Regions from separate parts of the Homo sapiens genome. Here region 1 is linked to region 2. The links are chromatin contacts, found by Hi-C or POLR2A ChIA-PET in ENCODE. All regions are on one chromosome and are shown on one strand. The core of a region is the stretch at or near the end of the contact, and the rest is flanking DNA. Distances in the headings are between cores, read along the strand shown. Region 1 holds the start of SLC36A1 (solute carrier family 36 member 1). Region 2 has its middle 21 kb from the start of FAT2.

Evidence for each region. Hi-C counts contacts between places; a loop is a spot of excess contacts on that map. ChIA-PET counts read pairs that join two places held with the same protein, here RNA polymerase II (POLR2A). Pooled maps may share reads with other maps.
Region 1: a map with no recorded cell type shows a loop between it and region 2 (8-fold over the local background). The contact joins the promoter of SLC36A1 here to the enhancer-like site in region 2. A Hi-C loop is called at or near these places in 2 of 168 maps with a recorded cell type or tissue (IMR-90 and posterior vena cava), 1 of 37 single-sample maps with no recorded cell type and 11 of 50 pooled maps. POLR2A ChIA-PET finds 5 or more read pairs at or near these places in 4 of 52 experiments (A673, GM12878, MCF 10A and 1 more).

What each region holds. Positions count from the first base shown.
Region 1 is chr5:151,445,942-151,451,121 of GRCh38, forward strand. It overlaps SLC36A1 (solute carrier family 36 member 1), which reads left to right and starts at 1,662. Exons shown (of 11, transcript NM_078483.4): 1 at 1,662-1,872. RefSeq lists an enhancer at 1,642-1,691.
Region 2 is chr5:151,609,259-151,614,448 of GRCh38, forward strand. No RefSeq gene overlaps it. Among named protein-coding and RNA genes, the nearest start is that of FAT2, 21 kb to the left of the region's middle. Within about 2 kb of position 3,778, at least 4 of the 41 ENCODE cell types and tissues checked have a DNase peak (open chromatin) inside an H3K27ac peak, as active enhancers do; they include GM12878, where a contact is called at or near this core.

The DNA of each region.
Region 1 (5,180 bases), core at 412-2,911, 170 kb before region 2:
TTGTCTGTTTTTTTTTCTGTTGTCTATTTGATTTATTTCTGTTCTGCTCTTTCTTTTCTTCTTTTAACTTTGGGTCTTGTGAGCTCTTCTTTTTCCAGTTTCCTGAGGTATAATGTTAAACTATTTAATTGGTCTCTTTCTTCTCTTTTAATGTAGGCATTTATTGCTATAAACTTCTCTCTTAGAACTACTTTTGCTGCATTCCATAAGCTTTGGTATGTTATGTTTCCATTGTCAATTGTCTGAAAATATTTTTTAAATTTCCCGTTTGATTTCATCTTTGACCCACTGGTTGTTTCGAAGCATAGGACTGGGTATGGTGGCTCACACCTATAATCTCAGCACTTTGGGAGGCCGAGGTGGGCAGATCACCTGAGGTCAGGAGTTTGAGACCAGCCTGACCAACATGGTGAACCTCGTCTCTACTAAAAATACAAAATTAGTCGCGCGTGGTGGCACGTGCCTGTAATCCCAGCTACTTGGGAGGCTGAGACAGGAGAATCGCTTGAATCCAGGAGGCAGAGGTTGCAGTGAGCCAAGATTGCACCACTGCACTCCAGATGGGGCAATAAGAGCGCAACTTTGTCTCAAAGAAAAAAAAAAGCGTGTTGTTTAATTTCCACATATTTGTGAATTTTCCAAGATTCCTCCTGTCATTGATTTCTAGCTTCATATTATTATGGTCTGAAAGAATATTAATATGATTTCAATCTTCTTAAATTTAAGGCTTGTTTTTTGGACTAGCATATGGTCTATTCTAGAGAATGTTTCAAGTGTGTTAGAGAAAAAATGTGTATTCTGTTTCTGTTGAATGGAAAGTTCTGTATATATCTGTTAGGTTCATTTGGTTTAAAGTGCAATTCAAGTTCATTATTTCCTTATTTTCTCTCTAGTTGCTCTATCCATTGTTGAAAGTGGGATATTGACCCTCCTACTATTGTGTTGCTATCTATTTCTCCCTTCATGGCCATTAATATTAGTTGTATGTATTTAGGTGCTCCAATTTTGCATGCATATATATTTACAGTTGTGTCTTCTTGATGAATTGACCCCTTTATTATTAAACAATGATCTTCTCTGTCTCTTGTGACAGTTTTTGACTTGAAGCCTATTTGTTACATAATTGTTAAAGGAAAAGTCTGTAACAAGGAGGTAAAAGGAGAAGCCTAGATAATACAATACTGAAATGTTGCCATCCATTTAAAAATGTTACTTTAAAAATTTGAATGTATTAAAAGATAATGTTGCCCTACCCCACAGTTCCATTTCCAGTAGCAACCACAGATGATAGTTTGTGTATGCTTCTGAAAAATTGGAAGTTTTAAAAATATGCATATTTCTTATTATAAAAGCAATACAAACTCATCGAGATGTGTAAAAGAAAATACAGCCAGTGTAAAAATTAGCAATATTTCACAAACCCACAACTCAAGGGACAGTGCTCTTCGACTGGACTCTGCCCCATGCCCAAGATCAATGCCCTGTTCAGTTCCTATTCGCAGTCCCCAGCGCCCAGGAACATAGTCCTTCCAGCAGTGGCAGTAATAGGTCGCCAGGTGGTGCTGTGGAGCAGAGCTCCGGAGCTCAGTGAGAAAAAAGGCGCGGCCGCTCAAGGGAGCACGTGACCTCGGCCTCTGGCGTGGGCGGTGGGATCACGTGATGAGGTCCGGAAGCGGCTGCCGGGCAGCAAAGGAGGATGGCGAGGGGCTGATACTGAACCCGGGAAGGGTGGGCTGTGCTGAAGCCAGAGCCGGAGCCGGAGCTGGGGCCAGAACCCGAGCAGTGAGTTCCTCCACTGGCTGCCGGCTGGCGGCGCTCGCCGCCTTGGGCAGGACCCACCTCGCCTTCCTCCCGGCGTGGCAGATGCTCCAGGTCAGGCACTGGATCCGCCCGGGCTGTGGGTCCGCGACTCCTTGGCGTCCCCGGGCCGCAGCTGCGGTACGACGCTGACACCCCTCTGTGAATTGGGCGAAGCGTGGAGATCCCTTGTCCCTCGCGCTATCTCCCTTGACCTCGTGGGGTTGGGATCTCACCGTCCTGTTTGACTGACAGGTGGGGGAAACTGGGGTAGATGGTGAAGATAACCCAAAGGACCATCTAGGGCGTCTTTCACGCTTCGCACAGGTCTCCCCGTTTCCAGCAAATGTCTTGCCCGCTGCGGGAGCGCTGCTTGAGACAGGCTCATAATGGGTCTTTGGGTCAGAACTGCAAGGACGCTGGGAAGTCGTCTGGTGCAGCTCCCTCCTAGGACAGTTGGAGAAACTGAGCCCTTACTCCGGGAAGGGGTAAGGGCTTGCCTAAGGTCATCCAGTGAGTTAATCGGAGACCCGGAGACCTGCGACTAGAATGCAAATGTTCCTAAGCTTCAGCAGCTGTTTGCTTTTCGCCACACCGCCTCCTGCGGGAAACTTCACCTGTGAAAAGGCACTCCTTTCTGTCCCTTTCTCTTTTAGTCCTCTCCCTTTTTAGCTGTCTGCATTTTCCACCGCTGGGGTTGGATTTGCTCTGGGTGTGGTTCCCTGTTTGTTCATTATTTTTCTGCAAACTCATCCTTCTGTAGGTTTGGTTTCTAACCTTCCTGCATTCTATGTAAGTCACACCAAAATATGAAATATGAATCGGAATGTGCTTCTGGGAAGATAGGTGGCTGAGCCGAGGTTGTGGAGAGCCCTGACGTTAACTTGAAGAATGTAAAGACCTTTGCTTTATTTTTTCTGTAACTTGTCAGATTTGGGATTGCTTATTTGGATGGACGTTTTGCAGTTATTTGAATTTTGCTGAAGATAGCATCATGGTGCAATGGACAGAACAGAGATTGGGGAATCAGGATATTTTGTCCTAGCTCTGCCGCTTACCTGGCAACCTTAAGTGACTCGCGTTTGGGTTTCTCAGTCTAGACAGTGATGGAATTGAATTCTTAAGGGCCCCTTCTGCTGTGATCTGGATGTTGTGCATCTTTCTAGGCTTGTTTTTTTGTTTGTTTGTTTTTAAATAGAGATGAGGTCTCACTATGCTGCCCAGGCTGATCTCAAACTCCTGGGCTCAAGTGATCCTCCCACCTTGGCCTCCCAAAGTATTGCGATTACAGGGGTGTGAGCCAGTGCCCCTGACCAGGGTCTGTTTGTTTTTTTATTCCGAGAGATTTTACCCGCTGTGTACACTGAGTATCAGCCTTGCAACAAGACTTAATCTAATTGTGTAGGAAGCAGTTTCCTCTGCTTATTCCTCTGTTGCTATAAAATCCTCCTCCTCTTTCTTCCTATCTCTGTATTATGTCTAAGCTAAATACTAACAGCTGAAAATGATTTTTAACTGTCTGTTATTATTTTAAACATGATCAGGGCCCTCTTCTGACTCTTGTCTAGAGCCTCGTTTACAGTAATTAACTTACTTGTACATTTAGAACATGTTTTCGTTAAAAATGTTCTTGAAGTCAAGTGGAAAGGGACAAACTTTGTGTTTGTCTGGGGATGGAGGCTACGTGCAGCAGAGGCTGTGCTGATAACAGCTTTAAGCCTCTCCCTTTGTTTTCTGATTGTATCGTTTATATTCGCCTGCTCTGGAGTCCTTGTTTTCCCTTTAAGGCATGTAGCTGTTCATTCAGCCTCCTCTTGTGGCAGTTCGAAGTGCTCAGAGTTTTCTCTGTTCCAAAGGCGGTGTAAGAAAAAGGGATTCCATTTATTTTATAATATTCTGGAGACTACAACTGGGACCAATAGATGAAAGTGCCATAAGGGAAGGGTGTTTGGTAAGTGTTAAAAACTTTCAAAGAATTAGTGGTCTCCTGTATTAGAACACTGAGCACGGAGCTCCCTGTCACTGGAGGTAATCGTCTCTGGGCAATTACTTCGGGGATGTTGTAGATGAAATTAGATTGTTGGGTAGAGGGTTGGACTAGACAAAATTTTAAGTTTTCTTTCAACTCAAGAGTCTGTGACATTCTAGGACTGGACTTACTAGCATGTAGAGTGGATGGAGCAGATGTCCACTTACTAGCATGTGGGATGGATGGAGCAGATGTCCACTTATTACTAGCATGTGGGATGGATGGAGCAGGTGTCCACTTAGTGGCATGTAGAGTGGATGGAGCAGATGTCTGCTTACTAGCATGTGGGATGAATGGAGCCGATGTCCACTTACTGGCATGTAGAGTGGATGGAGCAGATGTCCACTTATTAGCATGTGGGATGGATGGAGCCGATGTCCACTTACTAGCATGTAAAGTGGATGGAGCAGATGTCCGCTTACTAGCACGTAGAGTGGACGGAGCAGATGTCCACTTACTAGCATGTGGGATGGATGGAGCTGATGTCCACTTACTAGCATGTGGGATGGATGGAGCTGATGTCCACTTACTAGCATGTGGGATGGACGGAGCCGGTGTCCACTTACTAGCATGTGGGATGGACGGAGCCGGTGTCCACTTACTAGCATGTGGGATGGATGGGGCAGGTGTCCACTTACTAGCATGTAGAGTGGATGGAGCAGATGTCCACTTACTAGCATGTAGAGTGGATGGAGCAGATGTCCACTTACTAGCATGTGGGATGGACGGAACTGGTGTCCACTTAACTAGCATGTGGGATGGATGGAGCCGATGTCCACTTACTAGCATGTGGGATGGATGGAGCAGATGTCCACTTACTGGCATGTAGAGTGGATGGAGCTGATGTCCAGTTTTGTGATTACTTTGTTTCTATTTATAACCTTGTCTCAGGTAACTATTCTCATATTAAGTACTCCTGCTTTTTCTTTCTTTTTATCACCACCACCTCCCCTCCAGTGAGTATCTCAGTTCTTTAAATGCTTGATATCGCTTCAAAGGTCAGATGAGTGAATAGTCTTCTGTTTCTGCTTTTCCTGGCCTGGTGCTGATAACCGCTTCCAAAGTGCATGACTGATTAGCATTACTCACACCTAGGCCAGCTTTTCTCTTTTTCCCATAGAGGAACTCACATGGAATCCGTTTATTTCCATCCAGGCCTTCTCTTGTTTCCCATAGAAGAAGCTCTCACTGAGTCTGTTTACTTCCACCCAGGCCTTGGAAGAATCCTGTACCTCTCTCCTTTGGCCAGGCCTTACTGTGATGAGCACATAAAGGTAGCCTCTACTTAATGGGCATGGGGGCCGATGGATGGGGCATTGTAAATAGGCTGAAATAGGAACCACACGGTGCTGCA
Region 2 (5,190 bases), core at 2,528-5,027:
TGTAGCACACTCCTGTTATCTCAGCTACTCTGGAGGCTGAGGTGGGAGAATCCCTTGAACCCGGGAGGCAGAGGTTGCAGTGAACCAAGATTGCACCAGTGCAGTCCAGCCTAGGCGAGATAACAAGAGTATTGCCTAGCTCAAGGTTGCAAAGATTTACCCCTATATTTTCTTGTAAGAGTTTATAACTAATTTAGGTCTCTGACTTATTTTTTAGCTAATTTTTGTGAATGGAGTGATATAGGGGTCCAAATTCATTCCTTCATAGCTGCATATAGAATTGTCCCAGCTCTGTTTATTAAGAAGACTATTTTCCCCCATTGAATTGTCTTGGCATCCTTGTCAAAATCAATTGACCATAAATATAAGGGTCTATTTCTGAAGTCTCAATTGTATCCCAGTGACCCATATGCCTATCCTTATGTCAGTATCACACTGTCTAGATTACTGTAGCTTTGCAGTAAGTTTTAAAGTCGGGAAGTCCACGTTCTCCAACTTTGTCCTGCTCTTTCAAGATTGTTTTGGCTTTTCTGAGTCCTTTGTATTTTCAAGTAAATTTTTAATTAGTTTGTCAAATTCTGCAAAAAAAAAAGTGTCTCATTTTTGAAAGTGTTTCTTCTCATAAAATAAAGTGATAGAAGATGATAATGATTTTTTTTTTTTTTTTTAAAGATCTTGCTTGGCAAAGAAAAAAGAAGCAAAAGCAATGCTGTATTGCCCCCTCCCCATTGTGGGGAATAGTATCAATCTGTGAAATCCAAAAGTGAATTAGAACGTCCTGGTGAATGGGTCAGATTTTGAGGTGGGGCAGAAAGGTGCACTGCTGAGGAGGAGGAAGGTGGAAGGCAGAGATGGTTTCAAGTGGGGCTTTGAGGGGCCCACCTGGGCCCACACTGTAATAGACACACGTCAGAGTGTCCAAAGGATGGTGTGATGGGATGAGAAAGACCCTATTTACATGAAAGACCCAGGAGACTCCTAGGAAAGAAATCACCCTCAGCAATGGGAACTAGAGCTCAGCTCTGAGACAGGGAAAGGAGTAAGTTGGGGTGCAGTCCAGTGTCTGATGCTTAGCTGTAGCTAATATTGACAAAGTGCTTGCCCTGAACTAAGCATTTTACTGGCAGTATCTCATTTAATGCTCACCATAATTTTATGAGTTTACATTGTAATTGCTTGTTTAATTGCCTAACGCAGCACTGTCCAATAGAAAAAGCATGTGAGCTGCATACATGAGTTTACATTTCCAGGAGCCACATTTAAAAAGCAAAAAGAAACAGGTGAAATTCATTTTGGTAATATATTTCTATCTAACCAATATGTTCACAATGTTATCATTTCAACATGTAATCAATATTTAAACATTTCTGTAAGATATTTTTCATTCATTTTTTTCTTGCAATGTCTTCAGAATCCACTATGTTTTCAGATACTTCTAGCATATCTTGCTTCAAATGCTAAATTTTTGTCGGTGATATTTGACTTGTATTTAGATTTCATGAAATTTATAGTTGAAAAAGTAGTTTCACCTTCCCAAGTTATGTCAAGCATACTTAAAAGTGAACCGAGTTTTTAAATTTTTAAATTTAAATTTAGATTAGTTAAAATTAAGTGAAATTCAAAATTCAGTTCCTTAGTCATACTAGCCAGATTTCAAATGCTCAATGGCCACGGGTGGTCAGTGGCTATGGTGTTGGACATGCAAGCCAACAATCCCATTACATCGTGTCATGAGAGCTGTGGTCATGTCAACTTGACCACTGAATCCTTTGCATTGTGTGTGCACATAGTAGGTATTCAATAAACACTTCTTTAAGAATGTATATATGGATGAATGGATGGCCAAATTCAGCTAATAAACAAATGCATAGTTAATATCATTCCAATTTGATAGAGAAGCTGAGATTCAGAAAAGTAAAATAATGAGGCCAAATGCCCACAGCTTGTAAATGGTAAGGAGGGAATTCCAAGCCAGGTCTGACTCATTCCTAAATCTACTGGATGCAAGAAACATATGTGGGCATAGGAAAGGAAGGCTGAAGCCGTGCCATTGAGCCAAGTGTCATCAGGGTGTCCACAGTGCCCTGCCAGGTCCCCACAGCCCCCTTCACTCACCTCCACACCTTGACCTGCTGTGACAGCTTCCCCCTGGCCAAGCTCCAGAGATGCTCCAGTAGCCCAGAAGATGAAAGGCTACTAGGAGCAGGTGACACCATAGACACGGTGACAGCCGGATGCACCAACCACATAAGCAAAGCCCTGGGCATGGGAAACCGGCACCGGCGGCACAGACAGAGCCCTCTTTTGTCTTGAAATCAGCAAGACTGACCTTATATCTGGTCACAAGTCCTGGGTCTGACCCAAAACTGGAGTGAGAAGCTAAGGGGAAAGTAGTTTTAGTCACGGGACTTCAGAGCTGGAAAGATTAGCGGGATTGCCTCATTCAGAACATTTATGTTGTAGATGAGGAGGTCCAGGAAAGGCAAGGTCCTGCATAAGGTCAACAGTGAGTTTCTTTAATAGGAAAGGCCACATCTCAGTTTTGTTATTGCTGATGATACCATGACTTCCGCTCTCTAAAATGAGGCCAGGTCAGGAATCCCTTCCAGTCCCCACCAATCCTTCTGCTACCTCCGTAACACTGGATCCCATAGTGTTCTTAGGGGAAGTAGCCACGGTGCTCAGAATTTCCACTGGTTACCCTTGGAGCTGTTGCCGACGATCCTGTCTGCCTGAAATGCCTTTCTTTCTTGGTTCTTTCTGTGCCACCCCTGCAGTCTCAGTCTGGCTAAATTGTAACCCAATTTACAAGGCCAAGCTCAAATGCCGCTGTCTCAGTGAAGCTTCCTCCTATCCTACTGAACCTCTGGCCCTTATTTCTTTATTCCAAGGGGTCTCCAGAGTGACTGTTGGACAATGGAGACAAAGGGGTGGCTTCAGGAATCCATGGGAGTTATGACATCCACGGTTGAGGGGAAGTTGTGGAAATTAAGTTTGGAAAGAAAGGTTGAGGCCAGATGGGAGAATGGGGCAGGTTGTAAAGAGCTGAAGAGTGAGGAAGCAGAGGCCCTACTCTACTGCCCGAGCGGAAGCCAGGAGATCTGCTCCTATAACAGGGACATTTCTGTCCCAGGGCCTCACTTGACCCCATTTTTGCCAGGAGATGGAAAATAACATTGCTTAAGACATGAGCCCTGGCCTCCCAGAGCTTCACCTCTAATAAAGGAGAGTCACTTATTCACACATTCATTTCACAATGCTAATTGAGAATTTTACCTCTTGCCAGACATCATTCTAGGCACTGAGGACAAAAACAGGTTTGTGAGAGTCTGTGTGTATGTGGTGTGTGTGTGTGTGTGTGTGTGTGTGTGTGTGTGTGGTGCATATGTGGTGTGTGTGTGGTGTGTGTCTGTGATGTGTGTGTAGTGTGTGTGTGGTGTGTGTGGTGTGTGTGTGTGGTGTGTGTGTGGTGTATGTGTGGTGTGTGTGGTGGTGTGTGTGTGGTGTGTGGTGTGTGTGGTGTGTGTGTGGTGTGTGTGGTGTGGTGGGTGTGTGTGGTGTGTTGTGTGATTGTGTGTGTGGTGTGTTGTGTGTGGTGTGTGTGTGCTGTGTGTGTGGTGTGTGTGGTGTGTGTGTGGTGTGTGTGGTGTGTGTGTGTGGTGGGGGGTGTGGTGTGGTGTATGTGTGTGTGTGGTGTGTGGGGGTGTGTGTGGTGTGGTGTATGTGTGTGTGTGGTGGGGGGGTGGTTTGTTTTCATAGCGGAAATGGTAGACGAGTAGTTAATAATTCTTTCAATCCTAGAGACAGAACTGTGGTTAAGGCAAGTAAGTTCCTGCCTTAGAAGTTTATTTTCCGGTGAGAGACCCGTACTGAGCACACCCTGACCCGGTTGACAGGTGCAGTGCACTTCATGACAGGCGAGTAGGGAGCACTCTGGGAACATGCAACGGAGGAAGCTATTTGATCTGGAGCCTCCAGGATGCGTGACATCTTGGCTGCTTTTGCTGATGATTCTTTGCCTGAGCTTTTGCTGATGATTCACTCTGCCTGAAATGCCTCTCCTGCCTTCACCTGCTCTTCTCTAATCCACCCACACAGTCTCAGCCTGGCTACATCACACCCAGACAGGCTTCAAGGCCAGGCTCAGATGCTACTGTGTCAAGGAAGCCTCCCTCCATTCCCCTGAACTTTCACATCTCCTCTTGCCCTTGCTCCATGAGGTTCTCCGCGGTGGCTGCTAGACAATGGAGAAAAAGGCGGTGGCTTCAGGAACCATGGGAGTTGGTTGAAGGTATCACTCTCATTGACACTGTCAGCTGTCAATTATTCCAGGGGCCCTTCTCTCTCTGCCTTCTTTACAACAGTGAATCTGTTAGGTAACTACATGTCTGCATCAGGTACAAAATGAATGTATCTGTAATCCCAGCTACTCGGGAGGCTGAGGCAGGCGAATCGCTTGAACCTGGGAGGCGGAGGTTTCAGCGAGCCGAGATCACACCACCGTACTGTGCTTAGGCATCAAGCAAGACTCCGTCTCCAGAAAAAAAAAAAAAAAAGGAATATATCATCTCCGGGCAACACATGCTCCTTATGAGTAAAATACATGGTAGAACCCATTGCAGCTACTCAGAAGCCTTTTTGTGTTCAGCATGTATTGGCTGTGTGACCCTGAGCGAAGTTGAGTTGGAGCTGACCAGAGTTTTAAAGCACGTGAAATGCACAGTGCAGGGTTTGTTGGGAACACCTCAGAAGGGCACTAAACCTGGATGGAGCTGAAAGAAAGACCTCTTGGAGGAGTGTCATCAAATGCTCCCCTACCTTGATGTGTGCTGTAGATGGGAATGGATACAGAGAAAAGGAACCTGTAACAGAAGCTCTGAGCTTTCCTGAGGAAGTGAGGTTTCAGATCTGAAACATAAGTGGCAGCTCACTGCTAAGAAGTGGGAGACAACGGGTGTTCCCCACAAAGGGACCAGCATGTGCAAAGACCCTGGAGCCTTATAACCCCCAGGCATTATTACAGTACTCTGAGAACTGTTTTCCTCTCCAAACCCTTTGATGAGGATTTCCAGGTCCAGACTATCTGCAAAGCCAGAGTCCCGATGCTGGGAGAATGCTCAGCTCGTCTGCTGTGCTCTGCCCAGGGGGCTTTCTGGGCACCATGATGCTTCTCCTTCAGACCTAATCCCA